Regions from separate parts of the Homo sapiens genome. Here all the other regions are linked to region 1. The links are chromatin loops, found by intact Hi-C in ENCODE. Cell type or tissue: PC-9. All regions are shown on one strand. Region 1 overlaps ITPR1 (inositol 1,4,5-trisphosphate receptor type 1). Region 2 holds the start of LOC124906358 (small nucleolar RNA U13). Region 3 overlaps BHLHE40-AS1 (BHLHE40 antisense RNA 1). Region 4 overlaps ITPR1 (inositol 1,4,5-trisphosphate receptor type 1). Region 5 has its middle 65 kb from the start of ARL8B. Region 6 overlaps ITPR1 (inositol 1,4,5-trisphosphate receptor type 1). Region 7 holds the start of ARL8B (ARF like GTPase 8B).

What was found. Hi-C counts contacts between places; a loop is a spot of excess contacts. Peaks named below come from ENCODE experiments on the same cell type or tissue, not always from the same donor. Only the 100,000 strongest peaks of a DNase experiment are listed, where the experiment ranks them.
Region 2: a loop joins it to region 1, with 5 times the contacts of the local background. A loop is called at or near these places in 51 of 110 quality-filtered maps.
Region 3: a loop joins it to region 1, with 8 times the contacts of the local background. A loop is called at or near these places in 11 of 110 quality-filtered maps.
Region 4: it touches region 1 in a loop (6-fold over the local background); 33 of 110 quality-filtered maps call a loop at or near these places.
Region 5: a loop joins it to region 1, with 2.7 times the contacts of the local background. A loop is called at or near these places in 16 of 110 quality-filtered maps.
Region 6: it touches region 1 in a loop (6-fold over the local background); 41 of 110 quality-filtered maps call a loop at or near these places.
Region 7: a loop joins it to region 1, with 18 times the contacts of the local background. A loop is called at or near these places in 2 of 110 quality-filtered maps.

What each region holds. Positions count from the first base shown.
Region 1 is chr3:4,824,108-4,828,107 of GRCh38, forward strand. All of the region lies in intron 60 of ITPR1 (inositol 1,4,5-trisphosphate receptor type 1), which reads left to right. It overlaps LOC124906209 (a long non-coding RNA gene), which reads right to left. Exons shown (of 5, transcript XR_007095795.1): 4 at 1,639-1,755. Among named protein-coding and RNA genes, the nearest start is that of EGOT, 75 kb to the left of the region's middle. RefSeq lists an enhancer at 438-938. In PC-9, no CTCF peak of the experiment used is centred here; DNase peaks (open chromatin) are centred at 984 and 2,084; H3K4me3 peaks cover 781 bases; H3K27ac peaks cover 3,282 bases.
Region 2 is chr3:4,877,791-4,881,790 of GRCh38, forward strand. The region is part of intron 2 of LOC124906209 (a long non-coding RNA gene); the gene reads right to left. LOC124906358 (small nucleolar RNA U13) reads right to left here and starts at 912; the gene lies at 809-912. In PC-9, no CTCF peak of the experiment used is centred here; a DNase peak (open chromatin) is centred at 1,671; H3K27ac peaks cover 912 bases.
Region 3 is chr3:4,897,040-4,901,039 of GRCh38, forward strand. BHLHE40-AS1 (BHLHE40 antisense RNA 1) reads right to left here. Exons shown (of 3, transcript NR_125916.1): 2 at 3,502-3,658; 3 at 1-1,660. Among named protein-coding and RNA genes, the nearest start is that of BHLHE40, 80 kb to the right of the region's middle. In PC-9, no CTCF peak of the experiment used is centred here; a DNase peak (open chromatin) is centred at 1,772; H3K27ac peaks cover 453 bases.
Region 4 is chr3:4,735,000-4,738,999 of GRCh38, forward strand. It overlaps ITPR1 (inositol 1,4,5-trisphosphate receptor type 1), which reads left to right. Exons shown (of 62, transcript NM_001378452.1): 44 at 165-355. Among named protein-coding and RNA genes, the nearest start is that of EGOT, 15 kb to the right of the region's middle. In PC-9, no CTCF peak of the experiment used is centred here; a DNase peak (open chromatin) is centred at 1,692; H3K4me3 peaks cover 290 bases; H3K27ac peaks cover 2,594 bases.
Region 5 is chr3:5,055,759-5,059,758 of GRCh38, forward strand. No RefSeq gene overlaps it. Among named protein-coding and RNA genes, the nearest start is that of ARL8B, 65 kb to the right of the region's middle. In PC-9, a CTCF peak has its summit at 2,243 (motif pointing left); DNase peaks (open chromatin) are centred at 2,213 and 3,027.
Region 6 is chr3:4,720,140-4,724,139 of GRCh38, forward strand. The region is part of intron 40 of ITPR1 (inositol 1,4,5-trisphosphate receptor type 1); the gene reads left to right. Among named protein-coding and RNA genes, the nearest start is that of EGOT, 29 kb to the right of the region's middle. In PC-9, CTCF peaks have their summits at 644, 849, 2,065 (motif pointing right) and 2,284; DNase peaks (open chromatin) are centred at 782 and 1,512.
Region 7 is chr3:5,120,282-5,124,281 of GRCh38, forward strand. ARL8B (ARF like GTPase 8B) reads left to right here and starts at 2,011. Exons shown (of 7, transcript NM_018184.3): 1 at 2,011-2,307. The coding sequence starts at 2,185. It overlaps LOC124906212 (a long non-coding RNA gene), which reads left to right and starts at 2,778. Exons shown (of 2, transcript XR_007095800.1): 1 at 2,778-3,435. RefSeq lists a silencer at 1,817-2,076. In PC-9, CTCF peaks have their summits at 1,859 (motif pointing right) and 2,061; DNase peaks (open chromatin) are centred at 1,910 and 3,360; H3K4me3 peaks cover 2,404 bases; H3K27ac peaks cover 1,955 bases.

The sequences.
Region 1 (4,000 bases):
GTGGACAGTGAAATATCGGGGGAGAACCTGCCCCCCCATGGTAGCTAGAGTGTTCTGGAATGCACCAGCGCTGCCGTTTCTGGAGGAGCAGTCTGTGCTGGGCTCTGCTTTACCTCGGGAAGGGCAGATTGGATAGTAAGGAATAGCTCGTGTGTAATCAGTGTGCGGAAAATAAACACTGTATGTGCATGATCTCACTCAATCCTCATCACAGCATGGTAGGTGGTACTATTAACACTTTATAGATGGGAACCTAAAGCTCAGGAAGGTCGAGCAACTTTTGCAGGGTCGCGGCGCTGGGAAGTGCTAGAGCCAAGACTGAAATCCAGAGCTGCTGAACCAGAACCCACCCTCAGGTTGTCCTGACCCACATATCCGCATGTGGTTACCTGTGTGCACATGCACACAGCCCTCCTGTCAGTCTGCAGCCATTGGCTGGCTGGCGGCATCTGGTTTGGACTGGCGCATCTTAGACTTGGACTGGCTCATCTCCCAGCCCCGACCCCGAGTGATACTGAATTAGCCTCCTTTAAAAGAGGCAAGATGCAGGAAAGGCCCCTCTGCGGGTAGAGAGGAGAGTGGGAAAGAGGATCTCCCGGGGATACTGACCGGCTCATGCATAAATCAGTAAGACAGGAGTTAGATGGGGTGTGACTTTCCGAGCTGCTGCCGCCAGCAACCACTGCTCAGACAACCACTTCACAACCCTAGGGGTTGTTGAGACGGTAGGAGTTCAGGAAGGGGTATCAAGTGCAGCCCTTGCAAAGGATGTATCTGAAATATATGTTAATTTTGACCTGCTGAAATATGAGAAACTTCACTACCCTCACCTTAGCTTGAAACAGGGAATGACATGTCCTTTGGTGGCCAGATTTGAGAGGTGTCAAAGTAAAAGGAGAAGGACGATTCACTACAACCACAGCCAGACTGGAGCTTCCACACCCAGGTGACTCATCTGAACGACTTTAACTCCCTAATAATTACACATGAGAATGTCTGCTCCATCATCCTTTAAGCCTGGTGCTGAGTTTTTCTCACAGTGGGGGTAGACACCTCCCTACTTTCTCTCTTTGCCTCTCCTGCTCCCTCTTCCTTGCCCTCAACATTCCATTGGAGATTTTCCAGTTTGTTCCATTACGGGTTAGTTCACTTGACCTCTTCAGAAACTAGCTATACAGGATCCAGAAGCAAAGGAGCAATTTTCCAGATCAAAAGTAGGCTCAATGTGGCAGCAAGTGGGATGCTCTCAGGAGGTGGTGGGGTGCTTTTGCTTAGGAGGGGAGAGCCCAGGAGCCCGCATTCCTGAAAAATGCTTTCCTGAGAGCTGCGGGTAATTTGCTTCAAAAAAAGTAACATGCAAAAGAGCCTTTTTGCCTGACAAGCACCTCCTGGGTAACATTTCCAAGCAAATAAGTTCTATTAGCTAATTCAGTGCTACTAAACATCTATGAGGAAACATTATGAGAAGATTCAAAAGCAGTAGGACATCTGGCCCTTGTGCTTATCTGTATTTGATAAGATGACACAGGAAGCAAATACAGAAAGCAACGTGTTAACAAGGGCAAAAGATCAAAATGGAAACTTAATACCTGCGTGTCACTACCTTCTGTTTAAAAGGGGAACTGGCTGAAGTCTTACCTTGACCCAAGAGAGAGCCTGTGAAATCTGCAGACACTTTCTGAAGTTGGGGACAACAGCTTCCAGCCAGAGGCAACGCAAGGAACCAAGTGCAGGGGCTGGTGGGAGGAGAGTTTCCTGCAGATCATGATTAGATAAGAGTAAGGACCTAGGTTTGGGGGAAAAGATGGTGGCAGCAGTGACCGGAGCCACGAAATGAGCCTGAAAATTCACACAGCCATCATGGGGCGTCTCACTTTAAGGAACTCAGAAGTTGGAGTCCCTGCCAGACAGCACTTAGGTGCAGGAGAGAGGAAGGGCGAGTCCAACAGGGCGTGCACTTAACCCTGGTCTGACCTTTCTGCCCGCCTGTGCACCTCCTCTGTGCATGAAGCAGGCAGCTCCTGGCTGTTGATAAAGTGCCGTGGACACCTTCTGCTTCGTGCAGATGCACGATGATGGGTTTGGGCTTTTATTCTGAATTCCAGTGAGGATGCTGGCAGGAAGGGAGTGCCTAGGTATGTTCCTAGAATATTGATATTTCAACATTGGTAGTGCTGAGCAGCAGCTTTCCTTGTGGCCTAACCTGGGAGGCCACGAGCATTGGTTAAAATGTCACCTGGGCTCTGACAAGCCCTTAACCATGGGTGAGGATACAGCCTGTGCTGCCTGCCAAATACGATTCCCAGAATGCCCCCTGAAGTTAGCTGGCACCACGGCAGAGTCAAGAATATCGGAGCAGGGAGGAGTGAAGAGGGATTTGGCACTGGCTTCCCGGTGGCTGGAAACAGTGTGTCAGCGTCACTGGACTCGCCGCCCAGCCAGCCAGCCAGGCCTCTCTCACCCCACCCTGTGCACTTGGGCTTGGGTTCGTGTCAGTGGCAGCTGCACAAAGCAGTTGCTGAGCTTAAGTTTCCCCACCCAGCCTTAGAACACATTCTGCCCTTTAGTCTAGGGAGGATGAAATCACCCCTTGTTCCGTGCAGCACTTCACTGGCACTTTCCTTTCATTGTGAGGCACTTGGCGTTTGGGCCCCGGTTCTGCACTGACCTCCCAGTGCTCTCCTCCGAATTTCCTACATTCTGACCTTCGTGGAGGGTGTGCCAGGTGCCGTTTGTAACAATGAGTTGAGCAGAGCCATGATCCTCCCTGAAGGAGCTTGTGTGCTAAGGGAGAGCATGGGGCGTGAGTCAGGTATACCCAGGAGTCTAGTCTGTGAGACTGTGCAGGACATGAGGGTTATGCACAGACATTGTTCCGTCAGCCACTGAAGACTCGCTTCACTGTGCATGAAACCACTTCTCCCCATTGGCTACTTCGTCCAACGATGTATGAGTTTGTACATGCTTATTATACACATGAAATACCTGCATACATGCACGTTTTCCTCAACTTGGCAGATCTGATAAGCTCCAAAAGTACATTTTCTCCCCACCGCCCATACCCTGACCCACCCTCCTGCTCCTGCCCCGACAGCACCACCACCGTGCTGCCCGGCTTGCCCTTTACTTCCAGACGTCCTAACTACATTTGTAACTCCCCTGCTTCAACTCCTTCATTTCCTGTGTATTCTAAATATTGACTGTGTCTGGTAGAGCTGGACTATAGTATATGATACTGAGAAGTGTGTCACCATAAAAATGCACTTATAAAACTGCTCTCACCTGGAAAATGTTCTGAATATGACTGTCTACATCAGGTATATATATTCAGAGTTCTTTAAAACCTGCGTCTTTACAATGAAGCCTACTGTCATGTCTCTAGGGAATGTGAGAATGAGGAAAAGAGGTTAGTATTTAGGGATAGTCATTTGTATGAGAAAGCTATACAAGGTGAACTAGACTGAGTTTCCACCTTTTACAAATCCTCTCTCTTCAGGGCCTCAGTTTTACCACCTATAAAATGAGGAAGTTGAATCAAAGGGTCTCTTGTGCCCTTTGTAGGGTCTAAGATTCCAATAAGCAACATTCAGAGTGCGGATAGGAGTTCGTGAAATATGAAACAGGAAGGTGTGATCCTTAGGGTCTGAGTCAGGGATCAGAGTACAAGGGGCTGGTTAGAAAAGGGGAGGGTTTGGAAAGGGTTAAGGAATTTGGAGACCATCCACATGGCCGATGATCTCTTTCCCCCTAAAGAGATCTAGCTGTGTGGAACCTTTCTTCCAAACCACTCTTAAGTCAATAACAGTGCTGGTACCCTTCTCAGTTCTTCATGAAGTCCTGTAGATGGCGAGACGGATAACATCTTCCATCACTTCTTTCTCGGTGTGTCTAGGCGGGACTGACCTTGAGTAAAACCATTTCAGCTCAGAGCTTTCCAGTATAAAAGCCCATCAGATGATAAAGCTGAGATGGAACGTGGTTGCGTTGAAGCAGCTTATTG
Region 2 (4,000 bases), 54 kb after region 1:
CAAACGACTATAAATCATGCTGCTATAAAGACACATGCACACGTATGTTTATTGTGGCACTATTCACAATAGCAAAGACTTGGAACCAACCCAAATGTCCAACAATGATAGACTGGATTAAGAAAATGTGGTACATATACACCATGGAATACTATGCGGCCATAAAAAATGATGAGTTCATGTCCTCTGTAGGGACATGGATGAAACTGGAAATCATCATTCTCAGTAAACTATCGCAAGAACAAAAAACCGAACACCGCATATTCTCACTCATAGGTGGGAATTGAACAATGAGAACACATGGACACAGGAAGGCGAACATCACACTCTGGGGACTGTTGTGGGGTGAGGGGAGGGGGGAGGGATAGCTTTAGGAGATATACCTAATGCTAAATAACGAGTTAATGGGTGCAGCACACCAGCATGGCACATGTGTACATATGTAACTAACCTGCACATTGTGCACATGTACCCTAAAACTTAAAGTATAATAATAATAAAATAAAATAATAAAAAAAAAAGAAATGAGCAGTCAGGAATGTCTGTTTCTGTGCTTTTAGTAATTGTTGGAAAGAAGAAATCTAAGACGTAAGCCATGAGATTCCAAAGAGCAGAAAAAGAATCCAGGGAGCCCATTAGGTAAGATATTCAGAGATGAAAAAATCTCACCATGACTTCAAATATATGTGCCCCTCACCCCATTCCTCCTGAAAACCAAGGTGTTTTGTCATTTCTGTGCTGTATTGATTTCCCTTCTAATTTCAACTGCCCTCACACCTGAGGGGAGCAACATTTTTTTTTCTTTTTAGGTTAGATGGATAATGTGCCGATGTGGGAACAAGGTTCAGAGGGTGGCACATCTCACACATGTCATGAACACCCAATCATCATGCTCATGAACTATAGAAGAATCAGAGAAATGGCATTTTCCAATTGCTTCCCTAGACAGGCTGTTACCTGTAAGACCCGTCCCCAGATCCAGAGGCTGCAATGAACCCTCTGAAACCACTGCTTTGTCATTCAGTTATCCTAGCCTTTCTCTGTATCACCTCTGCTTCCCTCTATGGCATCTTCAGCCACTAACTCAGGAAAGAAAAGTTCCAGAAAAAAAAAAAAAGATTGGTGTGAAACACACACACAAACACCCCACACCTTCAAAGTGTCCCCAGTGACAAGTTAAGCAGTCGTCCGAGATTATGTAAAAAATTCCTGAATCCTTTAAGTCCTGTCCTTTATTCCTTTCTAAGCATGAATAATCCAGTTCTCTGATTCCTGGAAAATTATAGGCAATATGTAGAAGGAGAGAAAAAAACTGACTAGTCTCTTTCAGGAAAACTTTCCTGGCCAGGCATGGTGGCTCACACCTGTAATCCCAGCACTTTGGGAGTTCAAGGCAGGTGGATCACCTGAGGTCAGGAGTTTCAGACCAACCTGGCCAACATGGTGAAACCTTGTCTCTACTAAAAATATAAAAATTAGCCGGACGTGGTGGTGGGCACCTGTAATTCCAGCTACTCGGGAGGCTGAGGCAGGAGAATTGCTTGAACCTGGGAGGCAGAGGTTGCAGTGAACTGAGATCATGCCATTGCACTCCACCCTGGGCCACAGAGTGAGATTCCATCTCAAAAGCAAACAAACTTTCCTGAGCTGACAGTTCCTGTTGTCTTTGTTTCTGAAATTTTGTGACCTGAGTCATATTAGACATTTAATATGCACTTAAATATTACATGCAAGGGAACGTACATTTTGTCACCCACACAAAATAATTTGCTGAAAAAATAGAGACAAAGTCATTCCCTCAAGCATAGAAGGTGCTTAATAAATTCGTTAATTACAAAAAAAAAAAAAAAAAAAAAAAATCCACAAACCGTAGAATGAAATAATTAGGAAAGGATTAATGTATTTTATTATACATGAGCCGGAGTAATTTGATTTTATACCAGTTTTATTTTCCTTTTTAAAAAATGCATTTTCAATTTTCATTTCTCACATGTAGGCTTCATGAAGAACCACTAAAAAGGAATCAGAGAGATTCATGCTTCCCAGGCAACAAAATCAGCAAACAGTGAAAGGCAAACTAGGTGTTGATGGTTATAAACAGAAATAAATTATAATCCCTGCTTTTGTTGCTTTGCCACAGAATCATCACCTGCTGCCCACCATTACATTAATTCTCGTCCCTCATACCAGCAACTTCACAGCTGCCCTGTCTCCTTCCACCTTAGTCCAATGATTTTTTTGGGGGGGCGGGGGGAGAGATGGGGTCTCGCTATATTGCCCAGGCTGGTCTCGAACTCCTGGGCTCCAGTCATCTCACCTCAGCCTCCCAAAGTGTTGGGATTATTGTTAAGTTACCTCAAGTAGGCTGTTTCATTATTGTGCAAGCAAGCCCAAAAATGTACTATTTTGAGAGAATAGAACATTTAAATAAGCATAGCCTTTAAATCATCCAACCTTCTAGTCCCAATTTTAATTCACCCATTTCCTTATTCTTAGAAAAAATTCACATATGGGTCAATCATGTCATACAAGAAAGTAACTCAATGCTCACATTTCATAAACTTTAAAAAAAAATGGAGATTTTCTCAGTAATGCTTTTTTTCCTTCTTTTAGATTATTAATAAAAACCTCTACATTTACTGAGGAAGTATTTAAAATTAATTTTGACTTCATGTATTTGCATTTATACGTGTTGCTATTTATGGGCAAAAACTATTCAATGTACAATTAGTGATATTTTTCCCCAAGGGATGAGTTCATGTTTCCACTGAAGAAATTAAACACACACTTTTGATGTATTCACTCTAATTTCAGGATCGATATTCTGAAGAATAAAAATACCCTGTCCAAAACTTGGAGAGTTACTTTGATTTCTTTTTTAATTTCAATTTCATATGTCAGCTCCACCCAAGACTAAGTTCTGCTCCAGGTTCTGATAGTACTGAAATTGCTTTCTCTTTTTCCTAGAGTACGACATAATTCTTACCTAAATGTCAGATAGTCATGGTATTCTTATAAATACCCTTGTTTACAGTAAACTTAATGTATGTTTGGAAAATAATTCATTAAACACTGTAAAATGCTAGTGTTGACGACTTCCTTGTCAACACTAGAAGAGTGAAAGAGCTGATTTAGGATTTGGCCATTTGTAGTGACGACCTAGCAAAATAATTAAGAAAAAACTATTCAACGTTCCCGTTCCATTGATTTCATTTACAGAATGCCAGCTGGTTCCAGTGCTTCTCTGTTTAAATGAATACTAATTTCAAGCTTTTCGAACAGACCTTGCTTAAGGAAAGTCAGGAATACAACATCAGCAAGTTATCCAGCATCAAGTGCAGGCTGCGTGCCTGATGTTTGCAACTGACTCATGAGATTCTGGTGTCTCAAGGATATCTATTTGATATCTTATTCTCAGCTATATAATCTTCCAGATTAAATTGCACCAGAAATAATCTGTGTACACCCCACAGAGAGTAAATAATTAGACATATCTCTGCTCTTCCCTTTTTCCACTCTTGCACATGACTTTGCATGTAATTATGTAAAACCTGCAGGCCTGATATTTTCATTATAATCCTGCAATTACAATTATATAACCAGCTTGCTGTTTCCAATTAAAAATATTTTTTTAAGCGACAAAACTGCCCTACAATGAATGCAACTTATGGTGAAGTTTCCCAGCGATCACACTGGGGAATTCAGAAGCAGAGCTAAAACACTTTCTTCCAACTCTCTGCCCAGTTGATCCATTTATCCCTTTAAAATACATTATGTAGAATCAAAAAATATTTCTGGTCTGAGTATATGGAGGTTCCCTGGGATTTAGGGGATTTCGCTTGAAATAGATTTTTTTTTTCCACAAGATTTCAGCTTTTGCAGAATTAGCTCTGATATGAATAATATTTTCACATCATTTCAAACGCATTTAAATTTCTGAAGGTGTTGCTTAAGGAAGCAACCAATGCAAACTTTGTTAACAGGAAAAACCATGTTTAAA
Region 3 (4,000 bases), 73 kb after region 1:
CATACAAATGGATTTATAAATGTGTATCCTTCTGTGTTTGGCTTCTGTTGCTCAGCATTCTGTTTGTGAAATTCATATCTGTTGTGTGTAGCAGTGGTTCATTTATTGTCACTGTTATGTTCCATGGTATGAATATATCATGATTTATTTATCCATTCTACAGTTGATGGATGTTTGAGTTGTTTCCAGTTTTTGACTATTATGAATAGCACCGGTGTGAACAATCTAATGTTTTTGTGCACATATACACACCTTCCTGTTGGAGTGAAATTGTGGGTCATTCATACATGATTTTTACTGGGGTTCTAAAAGTGATTCAGTGTCCAAAGGTATACAGTTTACCTGAATAGAAATTTCGACTTGTTCCCTCTTGACTTAAAAATCAAAGGTAGGGGCCGGGTGTGGTGGCTCACACCTGTAATCCCAGCATTTTGGGAGGCCGAGGCAGGTGAATCACCTGAGGTCAGGAGTTCAAGACCAGCCTGCCCAACATGGTGAAACCCTGTCTCTAGTAAACATATAAAAAATTAGCTAGGCGTGGTGGCCCACACCTGTAGTCCCAGCTACTTGGGAGGCTGAGGCAGGAGAATCTCTTGAACCCGGGAGATGGAGGTTGCAGTGAGCCAAGATCGAGCCACTACACTCCAGCCTGAGCAACAGAGTGAGACTCTGTCTCAAAAAAAAAAAATCAAGGTAAGGCCAGGCATGGTGGCTCATGCTTGTAATCCCAGCACTTTGAGAGGCCAAGGTTGAGGTCAGGAGTTCGAGACCAGCTTGGCCAAGAGGGTGAAACTCCATCTTTACTAAAAATACAAAAATTAGCCAGGCATGGTGGCTGGCGTGTGTAATCCCAGCTACACAGGAGGCTGAGGCAGGAGAATTGCTTGAACTTTGGAGGCGGAGTTTACAGTGAGCTGAGATTGTGCCACTGCATTCCAGCCTGGGCGACAGAGCAAGGCTCTGTCAAAAAGAAAGAAAGAAAGGAAGAAAGAGAGAAGGAGAGAGAGAGAAAGAGAGAAAGAAAGTCAAGGTTAATTTAGCAGAGTATTGGGCTCAAAAGATCATATATAATCAGGCGGCAAATGAATTGAATGAAAAATTAAAACAATTAAAAACAAACCAATTTCCCCTCCAAAGCCTAAACTATTGCTGTAAGGAAGTTTCAAGCTGTCTGCTTAGAGACTGGTTTTTTAAGCAGCTGAATTCAAATCAGTATTTCTTTTGGAACGCTGGGAAGGCTCAGATGGATTTGAAATGTTGCTGAGTCACAAAGGCACATTTTCTGGGACACACTTCTTACTTTGAGGAAAAAGTGATGAAAAGTTATAGATGGATAGGGTGGCAGGGAGCCTTGGTGAATTGGAGTTCCAAAAAACAAGAAAGGCAGAATTGATACAGTGAAGCTCCAATGGCTTTCCTACTTAGCCACCCAATTGCACAGAAAAGCCACAGAAAAATCAAGATTTCATTAGCAAGCACTTTCTCCTACTTCAGCCACCACTGACTGCTACTTCTGCCTCATTCCCTTCTTCACACAGACACCATACTCCAAGGGCCTGAAGACAGTTTATCCACTTTTTAATCAAGCAGTCGACAAGGATTGCATGGATAGCATATCTTCTTCAACATTCAGGGAAGTGTAGATGATCCAAGCACAAATCTGCAGAGGGGAATAAGGAGGCTGCTTATTAAGCATGCACATTTGATTGGCGTTCTTTTTCCACTCATCAGTTGTTATCAAACCGGTAGAGAAGATTCAATCTGATAATTTTCAAGATGAGTCACCAGTAGCCACAGAGTTCTAGGGTCAAACTCAGGGCTTTGTGGCTTAAGCTGTTGTCCTCCCAGTAAGACAGCATACTGAACTATTTTGGCCTGTCTTTCCTCTCTGGACAACTGTAAGGTAAAAATTTATTTAAGAAAGAAAAGGAGACAGAGAGAGAGAGAGAGAGAGAGAGAGAGAAGGTTAAAATGGCAAGTCTTCTCAGCAGGATCCTAATAAATATTTTACCACTCACACTTTCCAGAGCAGAGCAGAACTTGTCTTCTAGCCCAATTGTCTGCTCCAGGTGCAGTGTGGGTACATCTCAGGGTTGGGTCTTCAGCTTTCTCGAGAGACTTCAGTGTCTTTCTCGGCCACCAACGGCCAATGGCAGAGGTCATACAAAGATGGCTGGCTACAAGGCAGCCCTTCTGTCTGCAGACCCTGCCACAGTCCCTCTCTAGGACAGATTAGGAAAATCTACAGAGTAAAGAAAGTGCAGAAGGAGATGCATCCCTCTGCACCTTTATAACTGAGTAATACCCAGAGAATTGAGCAGAATATTCTAAGCTTCGAAAAAGCAAATAGAACAGATATGTGAGACCACATACCCTAAGGTGGTCCTGTCTGATTTTTAATATTCTCTTCCATCCTTAAACAACAACAAAGAAGATGTCCTGACGTTAATTTAGAAAATCCTGACAGAGATTTTAACTGGTAGACTATGGGTACCTTTAATCATCTGTCGGCTTTGCATCATTTATCCACAATCATTTCTGTTTCACAAAGTAGTCTCCTATTTTAATTTTGATAACCTCATTTTCCCGCCTAGACGATTGAAAAAGAACCCTCCCCACCTTGTCCGTTTCCAGGAGCACTTACCTTGAAAGGTTTTTGCAGACATTTATGACACTCCTATGAGGTGGCTAAGGTCTGTTATCCCCATTTTATGGCTGAGGAAACTGAGATAGTGAGACGTTGAGTGCTTGCCCAAGGTCAGGCACTGAGTCAGGAGCAAATTCAGAGGCAGAACTCGCTGTTCCTGGCAGCCTCACCAGGTTCAGCTGCCTCGCCTCTGTTTGAACTGCCTTAAAATAGGACTTTCAAGAATTCTGATGAATCGATTGAAACCCTGCAGTGCTTTATGTGTTAATGATGACTTGGTAACTGCATATATTAATGCTGTTCATTGACTTACAGCCAAGAGCCACTCATTTCCTAGGTGCTCAGCCTAAGAGAGACTATTTTCCTCATTTTTCACTGATTATCATAAAACACTTCCGTGTAACCATATGAGACTACGGTTCTTTCCGACACCAAAGTAAAAGTGCAAATTGTTGTCCTTTTGGCCTCTAAGTGCAGGAATCTCTCCTCTCTCCCTCTGTATACACTCCTCATCATGGTCTCCAGCCTACGACCTTCTCCTCTCTTTCTGGCCTTAGAATCTACCCTTTAGCCTCCCCGGGTGCTTCTGAAATGGAATCACTCACTGGTTCCAGGACACAGCGCTGACCCCCTCTGCATCTCACCCACCCTTATTCATCAAAATCTCTTTTTATCTTCAAGGTTCATCTAAAGAAAACCTGCTAAGAAGCCACCCCCTATTTCCCCACCAAACCTGGTCTCTCTTCCTTTGAAGCCCTTATCTGGCGCCATCTTATTTTGCCTTTTGCTTACTAGGCTCTTGCCCTGAGGATGCAGATTGTAAATTGATTAGGGGCAGGGATGGTTTTACTCACCTTTGCTAGTCTGAGATGGCACACTGACTGCGCACAGTAGGGGAGCTGCTGACTACAGGAGTGGGTGAACTTTTTTTGCAAAGGATCGGTTAGGAAATATTTTAAGCTTTGCTGGCCACAAATGCTCTCTGCTGATTCTTCTTCCTTTTCTGCAACCCTTTAAAAATGTAAAAAATCATTCTTAACTCCAAAAAATCAGCTGGGGCCTGGATTTCTCATATGGTGAAAGATCAATTGCAGCACATAGTCCAAATACATTTTGGGGCCCAAATACATTTTTGTACTTAAAAAAATCTCTAAAATTACACACTATGGTATCTGTATTTATTTTGTTTAAAACTCCAGTCAATTAAAACATGGATGAAACCCAGCATTTATAAAGGTGAAAGTAGGAACTTGCAAAATCCATGCATACGTCTTTGTGCATCATTAAAGGGCCAAATTCCTTCAGCTTTACATAGATTCTTCCATGGCTGATGAGGTCTCATGGCTTTTTAGG
Region 4 (4,000 bases), 89 kb before region 1:
CGCTCTGTGTTAATAATCAGTATTTTCCTTGTGGGATTAAAAGGGTTAAAAGAGATGAACATGGGTAAAGCATTTAGTGCATAAAGTGTTGGTGCGTAGTAAGTATGCAGCAAACATTAGCTGTTCTGATTGTGCTTAGTAAAAACAATATTCCATCTTCTTAGGGGGAGGTTCCGGATCCAGCTCTATGAGCAGGGGTGAGATGAGTCTGGCCGAGGTTCAGTGTCACCTTGACAAGGAGGGGGCTTCCAATCTAGTTATCGACCTCATCATGAACGCATCCAGTGACCGAGTGTTCCATGAAAGCATTCTCCTGGCCATTGCCCTTCTGGAAGGAGGCAACACCACCATCCAGGTAGGAAGGCAGCTTGGCTACTGGTATGGCATCCCTGCTGAGCAGGAGGAGAGTCTGTTCTGGGAGCCAGATGTCTGGGTGGTACCAAGCCTTGTTTGAGAGACAGCTCATTCTGAGGGCACAAAATTCTGTTTTGAAAAATGAGTTCTGCTAGTATCCTGCTGTGATCATTTGGTCATAAATCAGACTTGGTTCCAGAACATGAGTTACATTTGAAAACTGATAAAACACTGAGAATACGCAAAGGAAACTGGCCTAAGATCTGGCACATAGTGGGCACTCCATAAATGTTTGTTGAATAAGTAAATGATTGCATGAAGTTTATTTACAGTTTTTATCCAAGATTGTAGGGGATCTCATCACAAGATGACCAAAGAGTTTGAACTGTGTGTGCTATTTAGAAGATTTAACTTTTATGTATCTATAGATACCACAGCTGTTGCTTCTGATAAATTTACCTACCTTTTAACTGAAAGTTTAATAAAGCCAAATCAATTTGAAATACTAGAGATACCAGGCTATGTTAGTCAGAAATGAATAGATGACTTTTTGAAAGGTAGGTATGATATATATTTAAAACTAATAATAAAAACTCAAATTCTATTTCTAGTTCACTTTTTATAGATGTCCTTAAAAAACAATTTTCATGATTTTTTCTTCCACAACAGTCATCTTAGAACATGAATTTTAATAATACATAAATAACATAACTTTTATATATGATCCCTTTAAATATTTTTAATACCTCCTTTATGCACTCTTCCTTCTTTGTTAGCTCTCTGAATAAGAGTTTTTTTTTTGGACGTGTATCTATGTACAGACTCGTGTACACATACACACACACATATGTTTTGATAAAAGCTTTATTGAGATATAATCCACATACTGTAAAATTCACCCTGATGTATATATTTGACCTGACATATTCTTGGCCTTGAACTGAAATTCGGAGTCTCGGTTAATGAAGTCTTGGTTCTTTGTGCAACTTTGTAAAGGGCGTTTCTTCCTGTGAGTCAGTGTGCCCCCGGCCAGGGTGCCTGGCTTGGCAGGTGCAGCACAGGTGAGATTTCAGTCCCTGCCTGCTCCTCCAGCCAGCACCCTTGTGCCTTGGCACAACCTGTGCAGCCAACTGCGGTGGCCCTTTTCTTTCGCCTTCCAATCCCCGCTTCCCCCAACGTACACTTTTGAAGTTCATTGTCACGTGTTGCACCAGGTTGGGATTTGGGACAATGAGTGAGGCACCTGGGCCAGTGGCAAGGCCCACTGCTTGTCTAAGTTGTCACGTGGGCACGAGTCGTACACGTTGGGATTGCTTTTTATTTTGTCATGTGTGTGTGGGTGGGTCCTGCAGTCCTTCTCATCAATGGAATGTTGCCCAGCCACTGCTGTGTTCTGGGCTCCTGTGTTGGGAGGAAGCAGAGCTGAAATGCTCCTTGTCTTAGAACCACATGATTTCCTGTGATTAGAGCAGTTGAACTGAATAGTCATTGAGCCCTTTCTGCGTATGTGCTGCTATACCAGGGGCGATGATGGGGCAGTGGTTTCCAGACATGGGAGCCAGTTCGTCTGTGAGGATTTTCTCCAGGCATAGTCAAGTGTGGAAAATGAGGACAATGTGGTGAACTTTTCATAAACCAATGGATTCAGGTTGAAGACCTGGCCATTTTTTTCTGAGATTATATCTCTCCAATCTTTATCCTTAGCCACAGTGTCTTCTTTAATGAAATGGTGTTGATTATGGATGATAGATTTTTTTTTTCTGTTGGCCAAATTAGAAGTTGGAAACCCTAGGTTGTTATTCCTTCCCTTCCCCAAATTTCAAAGCTTTACCAGTTTGAGAAATCCCAGAATCTCAGTCCTCAAGAAATTGAACCTCTAACAAGGATACGTGGATGTGCACATACGATGCTATGTCTCAAGGATGACATTTAGTGCCCTCCAAGAAGTAGAAGTGATGCCGGGGAACCACCAAGGAAGAAGGACCAGCATCTCTCTGGGGAGCCTGCAGACGGTCTGTGGATGAAATGGGCTTTCAAGGATGGACATGGGACTGAAAGGGGGAAATTGGGCATGGACCTGGGGCATAAGGAATCTTTGTCATATTCCATGGTAGAGAGGGCCCAGAGGTGTGAGAGCAGCAGTTGGGTTTCCAGAACAGCGGTTGGGTCTTTCAGACCGAGGAGTGCTATGTAGAAGTGAAGGGCCTTGGATGGGGGTTGGGGTTCATATATAGGAGCAGTGCAGCCCTCCAAGGGGCTTTGGAGCTGTAACGGAGGACTATACACCTGGCAGTAGAGGACAGGTAAACTGAGGAAAGCAGGGTCCCAAGGAGGCAGTCTAAGAATTAAAAAGTTAATGGGCAGTAATTTGTGGAAGAGCTGATGAGAACCTGAACTTAAATCTCTGATAAAAGAGTTCATATCTTGGGAGAGGATATTTTCTCATAATGGCACAAGAGAGCTCTCTGGGTGCTGGAAACATATTCGACCTCTTTGTTTGGGTGGTGGTTACATGACTGTGCACATGTTTAAAACTCCGTGATCGTATCCTTTGCTGGGACACGGATGGAGCTGGAGACCATTATCCTTAGCAAAATAACACAGGAACAGAAAATCAAATACCGCATGTTCTCAGTTATAAGTGGGAGCTAAGTGACAGGAACACATGGACACTTATAGGGGGAACGACGCCCACTGGGGCTTTTCGGAAGGTGGAGGTCGGAAGGAGGGAGAGGATGGAAAAATAACTAATGGGTACTAGGTTTAATACCAGAGTGGTGAAGCAATCTATGTGATAAACCCCAGTGACACAAGCTTACCTATGTAACCTGCAATTGCAACCCTGAATTTAAAATAAAAGTTTAAAAAAGAAAAAAAACAACAACTCAGTAAGCCATATGCTTAAAATTAGTGTGCTTTACTGTACCTATGTTATATGTCAATCAACAAATAAAAGAAATGAGGGCAGGGAATGAGACTCTGAACCTTGCTGGGACTAAAGGGGTGGGGGTGAGGGACAGGATGTCACAAACAGAGACCCTGTCACTCCTTGCACCAGGCCCAGGCCTGGACCTGCTGATACTTGGTAAATGTTGGCTGAAATGGCGTCTGATTAGACGTGGAAGAGAAGTCAGAGGCCCCATTCGGTTCTGGGCTTGGCATCGGGATGACCAGGTGCACAAAGGCACCATTAATTAAGGACTAACAATGAAGTATAGTGGCTGGTGGGGCTGAGGGCCGCCAGCACTGAGGCTCCTGGGGAGACGATGTCTGTGGCTCTGGTGAGATGCCATGTTTTTCACGGAGCACCCTGATGGTGACGGCCAGGCACACAGAAGCTGTTTTTCCTTCAAGTTCTTTATCTTGTAAGGTCATTATGAATATTAGTTTCATGGTTTCACACATTTATTACTCATACACCCAGGCTGTAGATGAAATGCCATGATGGAGTTACCGCAGTTCAGCCACGTGTGGAGCAGGGATGTTTTCTCTTGGGGGAACGCAGGGGTGGTGTGGGGGCCTGTGGATCCATGCCAGGATGGAAGGGTGCGGGTGTGGCCGCACGCACATGCTGTTTTCTCCTCCCCGCTTCTGTGACCCCTGGGGGGCCCAGTCTAACCCAGTGTCTCACAGGAGGCCGATGGTT
Region 5 (4,000 bases), 230 kb after region 1:
GGGTATGTGGTAGGGATTGTGGTAACCCAAGGAACTATTGAAAGACCTGAAGTTCTCCTACAACTTATGACTTCAAGGAAGTGTTTCTCAAAGAGGGTGGTACCATCCTTAGGGGATGTTTACTTGTGAGGGTACTTTTGGTTGTCACAGGATTGTAGGGGTGTGGCGGTGGAGATGGGGAAGTCTGATGTCCTATTTGCTTTGAGGGCCAGTGAGAAACTGGCTTATGGGGCAAAAACGGACTTGTATCCCCCAAGATTTGTAATGTCCTACCAGACATTGTGCAAGTAAAAAACATTTTTCATTCTCTGAACCTAGATCCTAACTCTTTTTTTTTTCATATAAACACAAACACCAAACTTCCCAGGAATGCTGCTACTGTGGAAATAGAAGGAAGGCCCTCGGACTTCACCATGACTTGTTTGCCATTTTGGAAAATGATGTCATTGACAGCAGCACCACCCTTGGAATCTGAGCCGATAGTGCCATGCAATTGTACCAGTCGTCACTTACAGCTATTTCATTCATGGAGACTTTAGGTATGCCTAACTGACCATTATTTTGAAATAGCAGATTTAAAGTAAAAGGGTCAGCAGTATTTTTTGAATATTGTCTCACTACTCTGAAATTCAGATGCACTTATTTAAAGTAGATGGCAAACATCTGACTACTTCACCATCTTCCTGTACGGTCAGAGTCATGCTTGAAGATTTTCATACTGAAATACATGTTGTTGTACTATAAGTTATTTTCATTTATTTCTCCTTCATATGACAGCCAGGACTTTATATTTATTTTTAGATATTATGTGTATCAGTAGATTTTACTATCTATCAGGTTCAATTCAGGGTAGCAAAGGCAATGCTACAAAAACATTTCTCTTAAGAAATTGGCTGGGTGCAGTGGCTCATGCCTATAATGCCAACAGTTTGGGAGGCAGAGACGGGTGGATCACTGAAGGTCAGGAGTTCGAGACCAGCCTAGCCAACATGGTGAAACTCCGTCTCTACTAAAAATATAAAAATTAGCTGGGCGTGGTGGCGCATGCCTATATTCCCAGCTGAGGCAGGAGAATTGCTTGAACCCAGGAGGCAGAGGTTGCAGTGAGCTGAGATCGCACCACTGCTCTCCAGCCTGGGCAACAGAGTGAGACTCTGTCTCAAAAAAAAAAAAAAAAAAAAAAAAAAAAGAAAGAAAAAAAAAGAAATAGGGACTGTGGCCAGACTAAAAACCAGAGTTTTAAGGAAATGAAATTACTCTTTTTTGCAGACATTTGTGCAGGTAAAAAACTTATTTTTTGAACCTAGATCCTAACTCTTTTTTCAATATAAACACAAACATCAAGCACTACTGTCGCCACTGCACTCCAGCCTGGGCGACAGAGCGAGACTTTGTCTAAAAAACAAACAAACAAACAAAAAAAGAACTTGAAGCCATATTTTTTTTGGTGCTGGAATTTATACACGAAAATACAGGACGATCCCATCAAAGCTTGCTTGGCAATCCATGTGGAAGCATGGAGACCAAATCAGAGGCATTGCCAGTGTCCAGGCAGGAGAGGATGGCAGCTTGGATGACGGAGGTGCTGTGGAGATGGGGAGAAATAAGTGGATTTAAGATGTCTTGTGGAGGTAGAACCAATAGGATTTGCTGATGGAGTGATGCATGCGTGTGTGTGCGCGCATGTGTGTGTGTGTGTCTGTGTTACAATGGGATCACTAAAGCGTCACACCTAGGATTCATGCCTGAGAAACTATGTGGAGGGTAATCCTATTTATAGAAATACGGAAGATGGCAAAGAACAAATTTGGCAGGCAGAGGGGTCAGGGAAGTGAGAGTTCCTTTTTGGTTAAATTCCTTCTGAAAAGCATATTTGACACTTAAGTGGGGTGTCAAGTAGGCAGTTGTAGTTCCAGGGATGAGTTTAGTCTGGAGGTGTATTAATATATTTCAAAGTAATCAACATATAGGTATATTTAAAGCCGTGGGAGCAGACATTGGATGGTGGCTGTATTTTCCAGTTTTTAAACACCTTTATTGCAAAGGTTTTTGAGCGATGAGAAAAAGAACTTAAAGAAAGGAAAGGGAGAGAAAGAATGCACCAGTCTATATTACACATAGTCTACGTCTTGCAACAAAACAAGTTTTTGGTGTCTGCAAGCAGCTCTTAGCAGAGCCTTGAGTACATGTCTATGAGATACGGGGCATGCACACCACCTGCTGGTCATTTCTTCGCATTTTCTAACACACCCTTCAGGGCAGAAAGAAGTTTCTAGTTTGTCAAAAGTATGAACTGGGCGGGGCACTGTGTGGCTCATGCCTGTAATCCCAGAACTTTGGGAGGCCGAGGCAGGGGGAATCACTTGAGCCCAGTAGTTCTAGATCAGCCTGGGCAACATGGTGAGACCCCCTTCTCTACAAAAAGTAATGATAAAAAAAAAAATAGCCAGGTGTGGTGGTGTGCTCCTGTAGTCCTAGCTACTTGGGAGGCTGAAGTGGGAGGATCGCTTGAGCCCAGGAGGCAGAGGCTGCAGTGAGCCGTAATGGCACCACTGCAATCCAGGCTGGGTGACAGGATGAGACCCTGTCTGAAAAAAGCAAAAGCAAATGAAATATGTGTTTGAATAGACACCCAGTGGAATCAGTAGAACATTCTGCCTGCACCCCTCCACCCATCACTAAATTTTTCATTAATCTACTGCTGTGAATTCAAAAGGGAAAACAGGGAATATGCATTAGTAGCACAGGTCTGGCTGTCTTAGAAACATTCTGTTTGGAATGAATCAGACAATGTGGTGTTTTGTATTTTCCCCCTCTCTCTGAGATGGGAGACTGTATCAGCTTATGGGAAGAAAGTCATCCCAGTCAATGAATAATCAAAGGCAAAGCCAACCAGATGATAAATCTTGGCCTTCATCCTGAGAAGCCACCCACTAAGCAAAGTTGAATAAATCTGTTCAGGCTTAGCATATTTTTCAGGGCAATTGGTTGCAGTTTTCTCAGACTCTTTGATTGGCTAACCTTATCTTGGGCCAATTCCAAGCTAATAAAACAGAGAATGAAGTAAGTTCTGATTGTGGCTTAAGTTTCAGGGAGGAGACCATAGCATTAGCTTTGACAGTATTGGGAACAGAGAAAAATGTTTGTTCATGCCTTTCTATCCTGAATGCTGAGAACATCTGGGCTTCTGTTATTTTCCCAGATGGTTCCCTTCTCCTTGGAGAGGGCTACAGGTGACTTAGAGAGCACATCACAAAATATCGTGTAATTAAACTAATTATGGCTCTGTCAACGCAGGATATTAGCATTTCAAATTATGGGATTAGGAAGCTGTGAAGATGGACAAGAGACACTCTCTGGAAATGGTTAACTGTGTGGATTTAGAGTGAGGAGATCTGGTTTCAAGTTTTTTATTTTCTGTCTTTTTTGTTTGTTTGTTTTTGAGATGGAATCTCGCTCTGTTGCCCAGGCTGGAGTGCAGTGGCAAGATCTCAGCTCACTGCAACCTCCACCTCCCAGGTTCAAGCAATTCTCCTGCCTCAGCCTCCCGAGTAGCTGGGATTACAGGCGCCTGCCACCACTCCTGGCTAATTTCTGTGTTTTTAGTAGAGGTGGGGTTTCACCATGTTGGCCAGGCTGGTCTCGAACTCCTGACCTCAGATGATCCACCCGCCTCAGCCTCCCAAAGTGCTAGGATGACAGGCGTGAGCCGTTGCACCCGGCTGGTTTCAAGTTCTAACATCTCCACCTATCCACTGTGTGACCTAGAGCAAGTGACTTAACATCTCTGAGCCTCTGTAAAATGGACATAATGCTACCCACCTCAACAGATTGTTATGAAGCAAAATAAGAAAATGCCTGTAAAGAACCAAGCACAGTGCCTGGTATGTCATGAGGACTCAAAAAAAAAAAAAATAGTGTCTAGTGTTTAGTTCTTTAGTGCAGTATAGCTATGCTCCTGAAAGAAAAAGTCCATGACATAGACTTTTTGTGTCCCCCC
Region 6 (4,000 bases), 100 kb before region 1:
TGCCTGTTACGTCCAGGGGGATTTGGATACAGTGGTGCCCCAAATGGGCACAGTGTCTGCCATTCTGGAGATTACAGTTTTGTGGGGGGCAAAGGGACAATAATACAGATTCATGCAAGATGACAGCTCTCAGCTGTGAGACACATTAGAAAGGAGAAGCTCATGGAATCCGGGGACTTCTACCTAAGCAGGGAGGCCAGGTAGCGGCTTAGGAGATCAGGTGATGACAGGTGAGTGGCCCCAACAGGTAATCATGTGAATTGCTTTCCTATGCTTTAAAGTGCTGCACTAATCAAACGGATAGTTCCAGCGAAGTACTCCCGAGGTGGTGAGCAGAACAGTAGTCCACCTAGTTTTCATAGATGTGTCTGTAGAAGGGATTGGTGTGTTTAGAAAGCAGGTACTGTGGTTCAGTGGACGTGTCTGTTTCTACGTATTTGAGATGTGATTCCCACTGAATCACTGCCTCCTTGGAACTGTGGAATCTCTGGAGCCATTGGTGCCAGCTAGCAACTTTGCCCTCCTGCATTGCAACAAAAAAGCTAAATTCACATTCCAGCTACTCAGGGCGGCTGCAGCCTGCATATGTTAACTCCTCGACTTCTCCTACTTGAGCTGCTTCTGCCGGCAAAAGATGCCATTGTAAAATTCGAGGTAGAGGGGGAAACAGGAGAAACAAAGAGTGATTAAATTTCACCTTCAGGGGGCGTTCTCATGACGCCCAACCCAGGGTGGAGATGTCCTACTTTTTACATTGCTGTGAACTGCTGGGTTGGGTACCTGCCAGTGTTCAGGCAGCAGTTACATAAGAGCTGCTTTTTTTCCTGGAATTTAGGCTCACTGCTGATGTGTGACCTTCAGCAGTAATTGCCAATAAATGCAGTGGGGCTGTTTACTGTTAGACACTGGCAACCACAGAGCAAACTCAACTCAGAACATACAGAACCTATTGCAAAGTCAGTGGAGGGATATATATATATATATATTTATATATATTTATATATGTCTGTGTGTAGATACGTGTGTGTGCGTGTATATATATATATATATATATATATATATATGCATATCACTGAGATTATTCCGTAATGACTGAAGTTGTATAATTTGGTCATGTCAGAATGTGTTTTTAAAAAATGAACTTTGCTATTGGGTTCTGATGAGCTTGTCCTATAAACTGTAGGTGAAACCACATTGTTGGAGCTAAATAATTTTTGCTTAGTTCTGTTTCTAAAAACAAATAGAGTTAGTAAAGATAGTTGTCTCAGCAGATAGGAAGATTTAAAGTTGTTCTACTGAAATGCTAGATAACTTCTATTTTAGCTCAATTTTCTTTAAAGCTTTCTGTTTTCTTAGTGTGGGTTTTCAGAGGCTGATGCAGGATCGGGCCCAGCAAACATATTTGCAAGCCTGTTCACTGTTGGTCTCCTCTGAGGTTATGAGTGAGTGGAAAGGAACTCTGAAGACTGATTCGAGCGGCTGGAGATACAAATTGTCTTTGATTTGCTGATAACTAGATCTACGGTACAGTTACATTTTTTGAATTGCATTCGGTTTCTATCAGGTTAGTCATAGAAAGAGACATCCCATTTCAAAGGAAAATTCTAGAAGCCCCAGGGTAGGAAGGGGATTACTGCTGAGGGCAGTAGAAAACAAAGGGTATTTGCAGGCCGCGATCTGTGCTGGTCTGTGATAGGCACACATGAAGCGGATGGATGGATGTGCGTGGGTGCTGTTGTGCAGACACCAGAAATAGTCACCTTAGGAAGTCTGTGTGCTCCTTTTCATTTAAGAATGATAAAGTATAATTTCTTTCATTTGTAGTAGAAATTTGTCCCTTGATAAAATGCTGGGTACATTATGTGTTGCAAGTGAGTAGATCAGTGTCGCATATGCATATATTCAGTTACTACCCAAGGTACCATAATGAGGGCCTGATTCGTGGCCTCATCCAGGAAGGACACTTAAGATTCAGTGACTTGAGGTGCAGTTTGAATTTCTATTTCAAAGCCATTCATTGGGAGTCATTTTTCTATTAAGTTAGGTTTTGCTCACCTCGCCTAAAAACACTGGGAAGACAAGATTGCAGAGTAAATATGAAGAGGCAGTAGAGGGCACTAGTTGGTTTCTCAGTTCAAAACCAGAGCACATCAGATCACTATGAATCGCCTGCTGATGTGTGAGATTGGCCTTGACTGGAGGTGCCAGCGCCTGAACGCAGTGACTGGTCCTGGGACTAAGCAGGAATACAGAACATGGGAATTTCAGAGAGCCCGTGCCCTCAAAATGTTCCCCCTAAACACATGTTCAATGAGGGCTTCACCTTTCATGTAAAAAACGTGACAATAAAAATATAATTCCATTTATTCATTTACTAAACATTATCTTTTCCTTGGGGTATTATACATTGTATTTATACAGATCTTATTTGAACATATATATCCTATTAATATGCTTATATTTATTGAAATTACAGCTTATTGCCATAAAATAACCTTATCCTCAAGGAAACATAGCCAACATCCGCATTAGAAGGAAGTGCTAGTATAGGCTATGGGTGGTTTTACCGACTTAGATACCATGTATGGCCTGGCCCCTTCCATGCCTGGCCCATGGGTTGGATTATTTAGGGAACTTGCCAGCTAGATATTGTGAAATGAAATTTACTGAAAATAAACCAAGGATTAATTAGTATTTTAGTTAGAAGGAATCCTAAAGAATATTTGCAGCCATGTGTGGTGACTCACACCTGTAATCCCAGCACTTTGGGAGCCCGAGGCAGGCGGATCACTTGAGGTCAGGAGTTCGAGATCAGCCAGGCCCACATGGTGAAACCATGTCTCTACTAAAAATACAAAATTAGCTGGGTGTGGTGGTGCATGCCTGTAGTCCCAGCTACTCAGGAGGCTGAGGCAGGAGAATCGCTTGAACCCTGGAGGCGGAGGTTGCAGTGAGCCGAGATCATGCCACTGCACTTCAGCCTGGGAGACAGAGCAAGACTCCATCACAAAAACAGACAGACACACAAAAAAAGAATATTTGCTTTGTCCTCCTTGAGTAGGTCAGGAAGTGGATGCCCAGAGAGGTTCAGTGACTGGCTCAGGGCCACACAGAGAGCCAGAGCTAAACCCTGGATGAGCCATAGTCACAGGATGCTCATGCAGTGCTCTGGGGTTTTCCAGTCTATTCCACGAAGGGATCACATTGAAAAGTGTTTTTCTGGTTAGACACGATTCTTGAAGATGCAAAGCATCCTCTGTTTTCTCAAACGGCTTCGTAAAATTTTCAAGGGAAAAGACAGTTATTAATTTAAATTTAATTTTTGTTTTAAGAATTAATTAAACTAATTTTAGAACAAGCATGACAGCAGTTTAACAGAGGAAATAGTGTGTCAGTACAATCATAAAACATAATCCCTGCCGGGTGATTAAGAAATAGATATATACTACCTATTTCTATTCTGAAAGAATTCAAGATGCTTCTCTGGACAAAGAGAGCACAGGCAAGAGAATTCAAACAGACGACATACTAGTTCCATCTTTATTTTCTTTTGCTTTTGTTTTGATTGGCAAAGGGGTAAGAGGGTAGCTCCGTGCATTCCTATGGTGAATCCATGCCTATAATTCTTTTGTTCTGATCATATTGGATCAGTATAAAGGATGCTGTAGTGGGAGGGTTTCCCATGCAAATAGTAGAATATAATACTTCTGTCTATATCTCTGTCTGCTCTAAAATGCATGGGAAATTGCTTTAATTCTGCTTTTTCTCATATGTTCTTTTTGCACTAAGGGAAGATAGCAAAAATGTTTACACAGTTTTAATTCTTTAGCATACAGAATGTAAGGGTAGAGTTAAAAATGCATTCTTGGATTGTGATCTTTCTATCATTTTGAAAATACCTTTACCTGTGCTCTGCTTTTACTTTCCTTCCCCACTCATGTCCTTCCTACCACCAGCACTGTCCCTCCCCACCCCGAGCAGGAGGCTGCATGCTTCAGAG
Region 7 (4,000 bases), 300 kb after region 1:
GTGGTGGCGGACGCCTGTAGTCCCAACTACTCGGGAGGCTGAGGCAGGAGAATGGTGTGAACCCGGGAGGCGGAGCTTGCAGTGAGCCGAGATCGCATCACTGCACTCCAGCCTGGGCGACAGAGCGAGACTCCGTCTCAAAAAAAAAAAAAAAAAAAAGAAAGAAACAACAAACGACCAACATTAACGTTAAAATAGAGATCACAAGACTGACAGAACAGACTCTTTGTGACAATTAGATACCAAATTATAAACAGGACCTAAGGCCATACTAGGCAAGAGTTAAATGACTAAGTGCAAGGTTTCTCTTTTTCTCTACCAGCTAAACCAGCACTGGCCTGGAGATAAACACAATTAAAACAGTTACAACTCTCTGCCAGATGCAGGCTAACTGACCTGTTCCACAAGCCTAACTATGGCTTTGATTAGACAAGAGACTGATTTCTGTAACTTTCTCCTGTTAAGAGACAACTAACCATGCATCCATGCATTGGTTCTGGCTGGCTTTTTCTTTTCTTTCTTTCTTTTTTTTTTTTTTGAGATGAAGTCTCGCTCTGTCACCCAGGCTGGCGTGCAGTGGCATGACCTCGGTCACTGCAACCTCTGCCTCCCGGAGTCAAGCGATTCTCCTGCCTCAGCCTCCAGCATAGCTGGGATTACAGGCGCGTGCCACCATGTCCCGCTAATTTTTGTATTTTTAGTAGAGACGGGGTTTCACCATGTTGGTCGGGCTGGTCTTGAACTCCCAACCTGAGGTGATCTGCCCGCCTTGACCTCCCAAAGTGCTGGGATTACAGGCATGAGCCACTGCACCCGGCCTGGGCTAATTTTTTGTATCTTTAGTAGAGACGGGGTTTCACCTTGTTGGCCAGGCTGGTCTCAAACTCCTGACCTCCTGATCCACCTGCCTCAGCCTCTCAAAGTGTTTGGATTACAGGCTGTGAGCCACCGCGCCCAGCCCAGTTCTGGCTGGTTTTACAGAGGCCAAGCACTTCAATACCTTTCCCGTCCCTGATTCACTTTCTGATGTGGAGGGCCTGATTATAATACTTTTACTTTATTTATTTTTTAATTGTTGTTTTTTGAGACGAGGGTCTCACTCTATCACCCAGGCTGAAGTGCAGTGGCATGATCTCAGCTCACTGCAACCTTCGCCTCCTGGGTTCACACAATTCTCCCACCTCGGCTTCCCAAGCAGCTGAGGCTACAGGTGCATGCCACCACGTTCGGCTAATTTTGTATTTTTAGTAGAGATGGGGCTTCACCATGTTGGTCAGGCTGGTCTCAAACTCCTGACCTCAGGTGATCTGCCCACCTTTGCCTCCCAAAGTGCTGGGATTACAGGCATGAGCCACCGCGCCCTGCCTGATTATAATACATTTAAATGTTAAGTCGCCACCCCAAATGAACATAGGTCATATGCAACATACAGATTTGTTCACTATGTGTGTAAGACCACCTTCATACATATTAATAGCTCCTTCCATAAGTTAAATATGTTTACTTGGCCAACTCCTCAATATAAATTCTTGTTGCACCCTTCCCTCTCTCAAAGTGCTTACTTTTGTTTTTTTTGGCCCGAGGCTGCACGTCCTGCCTACAGCTTATAATCCCCTTCTTAAGAAATAATGCTCTCCTTTCTAAATTTATAAACGGTGTCATTTTTAAGTTAACACTATCTTTTGCTACTACCAAAAATGTAGGACAGGAATTTTTATTCCACGCCAACTCTTCCAGAGTCTTGAAGTCTTCCTGCAGATTGTTAATGAACAATTATAGCAAAAAATGAATGAATGAATTAACGAATGTATAAGTGGATGAATGACGAATGAACCAACAATGAATGAATGTAGAGAAAGCCTCAAGGGGGCCCGAGGGTACGCTGTGCTGCGGAGCATGCCCACCAGGTGGCGATGCCAGCGGCGGGCGGGCCTGGCCGGATTGGCCGCGCCGCTCTTGCCGTGGGTGCCGACGGCGGCGCCGGGACGGGCGTGGGGGGTAGGGCGAGTCATATGATCCGCTCGGCTTCCTGGGTCTGGCTGCTGCCGCCCGCCGGTGTCCGCCCGTGTCGCGCCGGGGCACCAAGGAGCCGTTGGAGGGTCCGGGCGGAGGCCCGCTCGTGTGGAAGTCGTCGACGCCGCCGCTCGTCCGTCCTCCCGTCCGTTCTCGCTCCCGGCCGCCATCATGCTGGCGCTCATCTCCCGCCTGCTGGACTGGTTCCGTTCGCTCTTCTGGAAGGAAGAGATGGAGCTGACGCTCGTGGGGCTGCAGTACTCGGGCAAGACCACCTTCGTCAATGTCATCGCGGTGAGCGCCCGCCCACTCACTCGCCCGGGGCTCCGCAGCCAGGAGTCCGGCCCGGCGCTTCTCCAAGGCCTGAGTTGGGGCCCCCCTCGGCGCGATGGGACTGATGGCGGGGGGCGTGCGAAGCTGGGCCTGTCATCTCCCGAGGGCCAGCATTTGGAATTTCCCGCGTGTTGGCGGCGCGGGGAGTAGCACTGAGATCGGCAGCGGAAGGGTTAAGTCAGTGTAGACATTTTCCAAGGGCTGTGTCCTCAACGCCGCGGGGGCTCGGAAAGAGTTAAATTGAACTCGTCACATTTTTAAAGCGCTTGGGGATTGGGGTTTCCCTTGGGTTTGCCCAGTAGGGGCAGCCAAAGAGTTAAGTCCAGTCTGTCACTTTCCCAAAGGGTGGGATTTGGCAAATCCGTCAGCCGTACGAGAAAGCGTAAGCATTAAGAGCCTCTCTTAAGTTGCCACTTTGGACCAATAGACCCATTGTGAAAGCGGGAGACCAGTGTGAGCGCCTTCCTGAATTCTGTGGGCCGCTGGTCCCATCTAATTCAGTTACTTGTTTTCACCCGTCCCCCAGGCGCGGAGACCAAGCTCATTGCTGAGCTCCAGCTAGCCCACAATACATAGTATTTATTAAGCTAAGAGTTAATTGTCTTAAGCGACTAGATAAGATGGATCTGCAGTTAGCATAAAGTTAACTACCCTGCGAAAGAGGAGTTGGTCTTTAAATGGTGTTTTTCACTTGAAGAGAAAAGAAGGTACTGGGCAGGAACATAGCTTAGCAGGCCTAGGGAATGGGTGGAAGGAAAATTGCACTGAGGACTTACATAGAATGTGGTGTTTGTTCAGCAATGATTGAGTAGAAAGGTGATTGTTTCGTTTTGCTTGTTTGGTTGGTTGGGAAATAAATAGGAGTGAAAGATTTCGCCTCGATCTTTATTTAGAGCCCAAGAGTTGTTGTGACTCAGTTTTAGCTGGTAGTGGCTTGTACACGCCAGGGGAGTTTTAGAACTGTTCTGAAGAGAGATGGCAGCAGTTCTTCCACCTTTTCGATGACTGTTGAAATCCTGAAGATTAGCTGTCCGACTGGTTAGGTTACACAAGATGATTCAAACACAGCTTTCATGTTTGAGAAAATAGGTAACTTGTGATTCTTAGTCCTTGCACTAATAAAGCAACAGGAATGAGTAAGTCTTGGAGAAAAAGAGATTAGCAGAAACCCCAAAGTCCTTTGAAGAATGATGTATATAAGGAAGATTTACCTGCTTGTTGTTCGGCTCCTTTTCTAGTAGTATTATTATTAATTTTTTTTCTTGAGACGGAGTCTCGCTTTGTCCCCCAGGCTGGAGTGCAGTGGCGAGATCTCAGCTCACTGCAACCTCCACCTCCCAGGTTCAAGCGATTTTCCTGCCTCCACCTCCTGCGTAGCTGGGATTACAGACGTCCTCCACCACGCCCGGCTAATTACTTTTAGTAGAGATGGGTTTTGCTTTGTTGCTCAGGCTAGTCTCAAAACTCCTGACCTCATGTGATCCGCCCGACTCGGCCTCTTAAAATGCTGGGATTGCAGGTGTGAGCCACCGCGCCTGGCCTCCTATTGTAATATTATGATTTTTTGCGCTTGGAATGACTATCTTTCCGCAGGAATAGAAGAGTGGAATGTGTATCTAATACCACTAATTTTTTTTTTTTTTTTTTTTTTTTT